Linked DNA regions of Homo sapiens: region 1 is linked to region 2. Evidence: read pairs that join two places in POLR2A ChIA-PET (ENCODE). Cell type or tissue: Caco-2. All regions are shown on one strand.

Region 1 (5,000 bases), 270 kb after region 2:
GGGTTAACTAAAAAGGAGTGCATAAAAGAATGTTGTCCAAGTTGGCACCAGAGTTGGGGAGTTTTAAGGGGTTTAGAAGCTTGGCCGTCAATACCCACGGCAGTTACGGGGGCAAAGGAAACAGGCCCTTGAAAAGAAGGTAATGTGGGGTGGGTAGCCCCCGTATTGATTAAAAAGGGGATGGACTTACCCTCCACCGTAAGAGTTACCCGAAGCTCGGCATCTGTGATGGTCCAAGGGGCTTCTGAGGCGATCGGGCAGCATCAGTCTTCAGCCACTAAGCCGAGGAGATCTGGGAAGGAGTCAGCCAGAGAGCTTTGAGCCAGAGCTCCAGGGACCCTAGAAGGGGCTGTGATATTAGTTGGACAGTCCGATTTCCAGTGGGGTCCCGCACAGGTGGGACAGGCTTAGGAGGAATCCCGGGCTGCAGGCATTCCTTGGCCCAGTGGCCAGTTTTGCGGCACTTGAAGCAAGGTCCATGAGATGGTTTTAAAGGAGTGCCTAGAGGCTGTGGTTTGGTTGCTCTGAAGTTTTTGTGTGCTGAAGGCATGGCTGGGGTTTGTCTTACAGCAGAGGCAAGCAATTGCAGCTCTGAAAGACGTTGCTGCTTGGCTGCCTCTTCTCTATTGTTGAACACCTTGAAGGCGAGATTGATTAATTCCTGTTGTGGGGTTTGAGGGCCAGATTCCAATTTTTGAAGCTTTTTTTGTAATGTCAGGAGCTGACTGAGTGATAAAATGCATATTGAGAATAAGATGGCCTTCTGGCCCTTCAGGGTCTAGGGCTGTAAAGTTTCTAAGGGTAGCCACCAAACGGGCCATGAACTGGGCTGGATTTTCATCTTTACCTTGGGTGGCTTCTTAAAGCTTGTCATAATTAACAGCTTTGTATGCTGCCTTTTTCAGCCCTTCAGCTAGGCAAGAGACCATGTAATCTCGCCTAGCTATACCTGGGGAGCCTGTCTGGTATTCCCATCAAGGATCCTCTCAGGGAACTGCCCTGATGCCTTCTTGGAGGTCTGGCTCATGATGCCGGCGGGTGTTAGCGTGAGATTGGGCTAGGGTATAAACTCTTTCCTGCTCATCTGGGGAGAGGGTAGAGGTCAGGATGACATTTAGGTCACTGCAGGTTAAAGTGTAGGACTGAGTCAAATATTGGAATTCCTGTGTATATTTAGTGGGGTCTGATGAGAAAGAGCCCAGACGCTGACTGATTGGGAAAGGTCTGATAGAGAAAAAGGTATATGAACCTTTACTGTGCCCTCAGCTCCAGCCACCTCTCTATGAGGAAATTGTTGGGCAGGTGGGGGAGAGCTAGTCATGGAATGAAACTAAGCCTGACCAAGTTTGAGGAGGGGAGGTGATAGAAGAATTATAAGATGGGGGAGCGGAGGCTGAGGAAGAATTGGGACTTGATTCAGCCTGCCAAGGAGTGGCCTGGGGAGGGGGAGAGAGGTCAGAGGGGTCTGCAGAAAAGGGGGATTCAGGGGACTCTGAGGTTGGGGTAGAGACTGAAGGAACGGACGGGAGAGAAAGAAGAAAAATTTGGGATGAGTCACATTGGGAGCAGAGGCTTGGGAGGGAGCGAAGTGTAAAAAATGCCTGGACGCAAGGCACCTCAGACCATGTGCCCATTTTTTGACAAAAATGATCTAGGTCTTGTAGGATGGAGAAATCAAAAGTGCCGTTTTCTGGCCACTTGGAACCATTGTCAAGTTTATATTGCGGCCAAGCAGTATTGCAGAAGAAAATAAGACGTTTGAGTTTTATATCAGGTGTTAGTTTAAGAGAAGTTTTTAAGTACACAGGCTAAGGGGGAAGAGGGAGGAATGGAGGGCGGAAGATTGCCCAAAGTGAAGGAGGTAAGTTTAAAGAGAGAAGTAGAGACACGGAGAAGGGCGGGGGTGAGCAGCCAAAGCAGGCGTCCCCGCAAATGACTTGCCACCATGGGAATGTGGGTGAATGACCAAGGCAGGCATCCCCAAGGTGATCAGACACCAGTGGAATGTGGGTGAATAATTAGGCAGGCGTCCCCGCAGTGATTAGACACCAAGGGAAGACTGTCTTCCTGAGTCTGTGACCAGCGCCAGAGTTTTGGGTCCACGGATAAAATGTGTCTCCTTTGTCTCTACTAGAGAAGAAAAAGACTGGACAGGGAGATTGGAGGGTAGCGACAGAGGCTGGAGAAAAGAGTGAAGAGACCACTTACCCGATTTGAAATTGGTGAGATGTTCCTTGGGCTGGTCTGAGGACCCGAGGTCGCAGGTGGATCTCTTCACGGAATGAGGGCCAGGACAGGGGGCCGGTCTCACGAAGGAGTCCCCCTGGCCCAGATTTTGGCACCAAGTGTCAAGCATGTCCGTATAGAAGACCACCTAAACAGGCTTTGTGTGAGCAACAAGGCTGTTAATTCACTTGGGTGCAAGTGGGCTGAGTCTGAAAAGAGAGTCAGCGAAGGGAGATAGGAGAGGGGCAGCTTTATAGGGCTGGGGTAGGCTGTGGAAAGTTACAGTTAAAGGTGGTTATCTGTTGTCAGCAGAGGAGGGAGTCACAAGGTGCATGGTGGAGAGATGATGGGACTCATTGTCCAGAAGAATGTCACAGGGTCGATTGATCAGTTGGGGCAGGGCAGGAACACGTCATAATGGTGGAATGTCGTAAGGTGGGTTAATTAGTTAAGGCAGGAATTGGCTGTTTCACTTCCTTGTTTTTCAGCTGCTCCAGACTTCTTGGCTCCTGTAGGCCACCTGGACATATATGTGCAGGTCACAGGGGTTACAATGGCTGAGCTTCGGCTCAGAGGCCTGACAGTTCCCTTTTGGAAACGTTACAGGGTGATGTGACCTCAGCCCACCCTCTTATCTTTTCCTGGTCCTGGGTTTCAGAACTGCCTGGGGCTCATCTGAGATGCCCACAAGCTGCCGGGTCTCTTGGAGGGTCATGAATATCAGCTCCTGGGTCATTTCTTCCCAGAGGACAGCCTGAGATGTGCCTGTGGGGCCTCTCAGGGGAGCCGCCGGGTGCACCCCCTCCCCCTACCTCCCGGGAGGGAGGAGTCCCCTGGTATCTCCCTCCGTCATCTAAAAGGAAACCCCTTAGGACATTTAGCTTTTCTCACCCCAAGCCCAGTTTTCACTTCTTGGAAATACCTCTCTGGTCAGCCACTCAGATGCTGCTATTGAAGGGAAAAGACTGGAATGATCCCTGTCCTTTGAATCCTCTTAGCCTAGTGAAGGGAGAAAACTATGGCTAAGGACAGGAAAACCACCTTCACTGAGGTGACGCAAAAAGCTGAAACGCACACAATGCAGTGTCTTCTGGGAGGGTGGTCACTGAGTATATATGTGAGCAGCACAGGGTTTGGGGCATGTCTGAGGTTATATAGGATGACCTGATCTGACACTTGAGTCAGACTTGCCGGTATTCCAGTTTGCCCTACCCCTCCCTGGGTTTGTCACCTTGAAAATTTTTTTTTCACTTACTTACTTATAATAGAGTCAGGGTCTCACTACATTGCCTAGGCTGACCTCAAACTCCCGGGCTCAAGCGATCTTCCTGCCTCAAACTCCCAAAGTGCTGGGATTACAGGTGTGAGCCACTGCACCCAGCCTGAACCTCAGTTTTTAAAAAATTAAATATCAAATGGATTTTATTAGTAGAGTTTGATAGACAAGATAGAATATATCCAAGGAGGCAAGAAAGAGGTGTATTTCAGAAAAAAAAGAAAAAAGAAAAGAAATGTCTAGCCTTATATTTCATCCATTAATTTTTTTTTTTTTTGAGACAGAGTCTTGATCTGTTGCCCAGCCTGGAGTACAGTGGTGCCATCTCGGCTCACTGCAACCTCCGCCTCCCAGGTTCAAGTGATTCTCCTGCCTCAGCCTCCGGAGTAGCTGGGATTACAGGCACCTGCCACCACACCTGGCTAATTTTTGTATTTTTAGTAGAGATGGTGTTTCACCATGTTTGCCAGGCTGGTCTCGAACTTCTGACCTCAAATGATCCACCGGCTGGCCTCCCAAAGTGCTCGGATTACAGGCATGAGCCACCCATCATCCGATAAAGCTTTTAATTTACATTTTGTCTTACCCAGATGGCGTGTGATACATTTCTCATATTTGTTCTTTTCTTTTGGGTGATTTCAAATGGAATTCCAGGGCTTAGCCTTGAGAAGGCTACTGGGGCTGAGAATCTCAGCAAAGTAAGGAAAATCACTCTTCCATTATGGCTGCAGCGAAATGAATACATTTCCACAATAAAGTGTCATAGTTAAATTGGTAAATTACAAAGATTCATTAAAACATCCATTTTTCTCCTTTCCAGAGTGAGAACTTGTGACGGTGAATAACTCTTCTCTTTCCTGGTACCTGGACTTCAGAGATTAATACAAAACCCTGTGGGTCAGGACTTGGCAACACCAAGAAGCATTCAAATATAATGATTTATTCAACTGTGTATTGTCATGGAAATAATAATTAAATGGCACATCTTTGTTGTCTGAAAGGGATAGATACTTGTGCTTCTCTTGTTGAGCTATATAAAATACAAGCGCCTTACAATTTGTCTTCCCTGCCTATCTATATGGACACTGAGTTTGAGGGATTTTGTTGGTTTCTTCAAACGCTGAGTATTTTCTTTTAAAAGTAAGTGAATTATCTTGACTCGAGAGCCGAAACCCTCACACAGTGACTTCATGTTAAGGCGACTCTTGAAAAAGCATCTCAGCTGGGCGTGGTGGCTCACGCCTGTAATCCCAGCTCTTTGGGAGGCCAAGACGGGTAGATCACTTGAAGTCAGGAGTTCAAGACCAGCCTGAGTAACATGGCAAAACTCTGTCTCTACTAAAAATACAAAAATTAGCTGGGCGTGGTGGCAGAAACCTGTAATCCCAGCTACTCAGGAGGCTGAGGCAGGAGAATTGCTTGAATCCCAGGGCGGGCAGAGGTTGGAGTGACCTGAGATCACGACGTCACTGCCTCCAGCCTGGGCGATAGAGCAAGA
Region 2 (5,000 bases):
ACGTCTTCTGACGTCACAGCACTTTCCCTGTTCATGGAGGCCCGTTCACTCCTTGTACAGTCAGTTTTCTAAGGGCAGGGCGTGGAGGTGAACTTCCTCCCAGGACTGGGAGCTGGATGAACAGTGAAGAGTAAAGCCACGGGAAGCCCCAGTCACCACACTCACAGTGTAACACAGAGAAAAGACACAAGAAAAGGAGGAAATGGAGATCAAAATGTCACTGCCGCTGTTTGAATCTGTAGCTCAAGCCCCATTCAAGGGGAGCCTCATTTTTGACACAGGCTTGCTGGTTTTTCCAAATCCCTGTTGACTCTTAAGCTGCCTAAGCGGTTTACAAGGATGAGCCTCCATTCACAACAATTTCTATTTAAGGAAAAACCATTGGGGATGGGCGCGGTGGCTCATGCCTGTAATTGCAGCACCCTGGGAGGGTGAGGTGGGCAGACTGCCTGAGCCCAGCAGTTCAAGACCAGCCTGGGCAACATAGTGAAACCCTCCCGCTTCTACAAAAAGTACAAAAATGGCCAGGCGTGATGGCTCAAGCCTGTAATCCCTGCACTTTGGGAGGCCAAGGCAGGCGGATCACAAGGTCAGGAGTTTGAGACCAGCCTGACCAACATGGTGAAACCCTGTCTCTACTAAAAATCCAAAAGAAAAATTAGCCAGGTGTGGTGGTGTATGCCTGTAATCTCAGCTACTTGGGAGGCTGAGGCAGGAGAATTGCTTGAACCCGGGAGGCGGAGGTTGCAGTGAGCCGAGATTGCACCACTGCACTCCAGCCTGGGCGACATAGTGAGACTCCGCCTCAAAAAAAAAAAAAAAAAGTACAAAAATTAGCCTTGTGTGGTGGTGCACACCTGTAGTTCCAGCTACTTGGGAGGTCGAGGTGGGAGGATAGCTTGAGCCTTGTAGGTGGAGGTTGCAGTGAACTATGATGGTGTCACTGCACTCCAGCCTGGGTGACAAAGCAAGACCCTGTCTCAAAACAAAAAAACAAAAAAAAATTATTGGCATGCAGATGCCGTTAGCTAACAGCGGTATCTGAGAGCACATGCCCAGTTTGCTTTTGTTTTCACGTCTTCAGAAAAGCATCCTGTAGGCATAATTTTCTTTTTGTAATAAGCTTTTCATTTGTGAGTGAGAGAGGCTAACCACCCACTTTGTGTTTCAGGCTATGGTTAAGGGCACACAGCTACAGCTCAAAGGCAGCAAGTGGAGAAAATGAGAATGAGGGGGCATGAAGAGGAGGACTGCCCGTCTTTATTTCGGTTGTAGAGTCACAGACACATCAGAAGAAGGCTCTGACGTTCAAACCAGAAGGCAGGCCACCGGAGCTCCTAGAAGCCCACAGGGGCGTAGGAGGCACCATGTGAGAAGGACAGAGGGCAGCGACCTGGCTGCCTCTCAGAGAGAGGTCATGTCGTTGAGAGCGTGGTCCAGTTCCTCGCTGATAGCTTTGTACTTGAGCTTCTGAGCGTATAACTCATCTAGAGGGCGGAGGTCCCCAGGGAGACAGTTCAGAAGTACAGGGGACAGAAGGCAAGGGTCGGAATGGAGTGCCACAGATGAACCACAAGAGGAAGAAAAAAACACGTGAGCAAACAAAGCACAGACTAGGAGAAAGCTGTGTTCCATGTGAAACAGATGAAGAAAACCAAAGATCTATGGAGTTGATCTCTAAGTGGTTTGAGGTTCTGCAGGGGGATTAGCCACAATGAAGCTTCAAAACAGTGGTAACCAGAAGTGACAGAGCTTCCCCCCACTGGTCCCCACCCCTCAGTTTATTTCGGATTTCCAATGACGTCACCCTGTCCAAAGGTCGTATTTTGGAATGGGGCATTTTCCCTTATATGGGAACCTCACTTCCCCAAAAAAACATTGGAAGATATGGTCTGAAGAATGTGTCCTTTCTGGGTGGGATGGGCAGTTTGGAAGATTCCATTTGAACCCCAAGATTCTGGAATTTCTGAGGCCGAATGTTAAACACTGGAACTCTTGAAAAAATTCTGGGAGAAGTGGGCCCCAGACTTGCAGACTAGTCTTTATTGCAGTCCCTACACTTTCTGTATTTCTGTTTTTTTTTTTAAATACTATGATAAGCTTTGAGCTCCCTGGGACAGAGCTTCTGCAAAAATGCAAGGCATGTAAAAAAAAAATGCAAGGCATCTATCAGAAATGAGCAAACAGAAGGAAATTGTGAAGTTTTTTTTTTTTTGAGACGGAGTCTGGCTCTGTCACCCAGGCTGGAGAGCTGTGGCGTGATCTTGGCTTACTGCAACCTCCGCCTCCCAGGTTCAAGGGATTCTCCCTGCCTCAGCCTCCCCAGTAGCTAGGATTACAGGCGTGCACCACCACGCCTGGCTAATTTTTTCTATTTTTGGTAGAGACGGGGTTTCACCATGTTGGCCAGGTTAGTCTCAAACTCCTGATTTCAAGTGATCCGCCCGCCTCGGCCTCCCAAAGTGCTAGGATTACAGGCTTGAGCCACTGCGCCTGGCCTGAGATTTTTAATTTATTATTAATATTTTTTTAATCAGAGAGAGCCATACTCTTTTCTCTATACTTGCTCATGGGACTAACTAAGCAGAGATATTTTACCTCCTGAAAGTGGCAATTCAATTAGCCAGGTGTGGCGGCACACGCCTGTAGTCCCAGCTACCTGGGAGGCTGAGGCAGGAGAATCACTTGAACCCGGGAGGCGCAGGTTGCAGTGAGCCGAGATGGCGCCACTGCACTCCATCCAGCCTGGGAGACAGAGCCAGACTCCGTCTCATAGAAAAAAAAAAAAAAAAAAAAAAGGGCCATTCAAGCCTGAATGCTTTGCATTATCCTATTCCAGTGTTCCAGGACATCCAGATATGACATCACTATGCGCTTTACTTTCCTAAGGCAAACAAAGCCCAACCCAGCCCCTCCACAAACATTCCCCAACTGTCCGTGGATGTGTCCCAGAGGGGAAGGCAGGGCAAGGCAAACATTTAGATGGTAACCTCATACCTTCCAGGTCATCAATTGTCTTTTCCAGTTTTGCAACCGTTCTCTCTGCAAATTCAGCACGGGTCTCAGCCTAGATAAGAAGAAAGGAGTTACTATCATGGCTTCAAGACCAGCCCCAGGAGAAACCAGAGCTCGCTGGGTGCCACCACACTCACCTCTTTCAGTTTGTCAGACAGAAGTTTAATTTCTTCTTCATATTTGTCCTCCTTTTCAGAATACTGTGGGAGAAACCAAAACACTGCTTTAAGAAAAGGAGGCCCAGCCAGGCATGGTGGCTCATGCCTGGAATCCTGGCACTTTGGGAGCCTGAGGCTGGTGGATCACAAGGTCAGGAGTTCGAGACCAGCCTGGCCAACATGGTGAAACCCCGTCTCTACTAAAAATACAAAAATTAGCCAGGCTTGGTGGCATGCAGCTGTAGTCCCAGCTACTGGGGAGGATGAGGCAGAAGACTCACTCGAACCTGGGAGGTGGAGGTTGCAGTGAGCCGAGATCACGCCACTGCACTCCAGCCTGGGTGACAGAGTAAGACTCCATCTCAAAAAAACAAACAACAACAACAACAAAAACAAAAAAAAAACAGAAAGAAAGAAAAGGAGGGCTGGGTGTGGTGGCTCTCACCTGTGATTCCAGTGTTTTGGGGGACCATGGTGGGAGAATTACTTGAGCCCAGGAATTTGAGACCAACCTGGGTCACATAGTGAGACCCCGTCTCTACAAAGAATTTAAAAATTAGCCAGTCATGGTGGTGAGCACCTGTAGTCCCAGCTAATGGGGACGCTGAGGAGGGAAGATGGCTTGAACCCTGGAATTCAAGGCTGCAGAGAGCTCTGATTGGACCACTACACTCTAGCCTGGGCAACAGGGCAGGACCCCATCTCAAAAAAAAGGAGGAAGAAGCATAAAAAGAAGTAAGCAGGCCAGGCACGGTGGCTCACGCCTGTAATCCCAGTACTCTGGGAGGCCAAGGCGGGTGGATCGCTTGAGGTCAGGAGTTCGAGACCAGCCTGGCCAACATGGCGAAACGCTGTCTTTACTAAAAATACAAAAATTAGCCAGGTGTGGTGGTGGGTGCCTGTAATCTCAGCTACTCAGGAGGCTAAGGCATGAGAATTGCTTAAACCCAGGAGGTGGAGGCTGTAGTGAGGCCAGATGGCGCCACCGCACTCCAGCCTGGGGCGATGGAGTGAGACTCCATCTCAAAAAGAAAAAAAAAAAAAAGTAGGCAGAGTAGAGGCAGGCACCTTTCCCCAGCAGAAGAAATATGTGTGAAATGTGGAGGATGTTGGGGAGAGTCCTGTAGGATGGTATTGATCAGAAGGCCTAAACTGAGAACTTGAGATAAAAAGTATGGCGAAGAAAGGGAGATAACTGGGAATCTGTTACTCAAGGCCCCCTCTGTATTTCCAACCCCATTCTCCACCACCTTCCCCAGGGTGACAGGCACTCCCTGATCATAATCTGTGGACTCCTGAGTCCCAGTCCCTGTCCATGAATGCACCCCTTAGCATGGAATGTTCCCCTCCCCATGATGACCCATCAGAAATTATACTTTTCTTTTCTTTTTTTTTTTTTTCAGACAGAATCTTGCTCTGTCACCCAGGCTGGAGTGCAGTGGTACGATCTCGGCTCACTGTGACTTGCAACTTCTGCCTCCCAGGCTGAAGCAATTCCCCTGACTCAGCCTCCCAAGTAGCTGGGCCTACAGGCGCCCACCACCATGCCCAGCTAATTTTTGTTATTTTTAGCAGAGATGGGGTTTCGCTACGATGGCCAGCCAGGCTGCTCTCGAACTCCTGACCTCAGGTGATCCGCCTGCCTCGGCCTCCCAATAATAACTAACACTTATTAGCTGCTTACCATGGGCCAGACATAGTTAATGGCATCACAGCCTGGTATCTGTAATCCCATTTTATAGGGGAGGAAAGGGTCACAGAAAGGTGAAGTTATTATTTTGCCTAGGGTCACATGGCTATTAAGTGATCAAGTCATGACTGAAGCCT

The links. ChIA-PET counts read pairs that join two places held together with the same protein. Peaks named below come from ENCODE experiments on the same cell type or tissue, not always from the same donor. Only the 100,000 strongest peaks of a DNase experiment are listed, where the experiment ranks them.
Region 1: POLR2A ChIA-PET joins it to region 2 with 7 read pairs; 4 of 35 experiments call an interaction of 5 or more read pairs at or near these places.

The regions. Positions count from the first base shown.
Region 1 is chr19:15,826,547-15,831,546 of GRCh38, reverse strand. LOC124900418 (collagen alpha-1(I) chain-like) reads right to left here and starts at 2,600. Exons shown (of 3, transcript XM_047439793.1): 1 at 2,209-2,600; 2 at 191-292. UCA1 (urothelial cancer associated 1) reads right to left here and starts at 2,600. Exons shown (of 3, transcript NR_015379.3): 1 at 2,209-2,600; 2 at 191-292. RefSeq lists an enhancer at 2,157-3,356. In Caco-2, no CTCF peak of the experiment used is centred here; DNase peaks (open chromatin) are centred at 1,974, 2,656 and 3,310; H3K4me3 peaks cover 1,435 bases.
Region 2 is chr19:16,091,751-16,096,750 of GRCh38, reverse strand. TPM4 (tropomyosin 4) reads right to left here. Exons shown (of 8, transcript NM_003290.3): 6 at 3,153-3,215; 7 at 2,998-3,067. Among named protein-coding and RNA genes, the nearest start is that of RAB8A, 18 kb to the left of the region's middle. RefSeq lists an enhancer at 1,899-2,772. In Caco-2, no CTCF peak of the experiment used is centred here; DNase peaks (open chromatin) are centred at 1,473, 1,789, 2,258 and 2,940.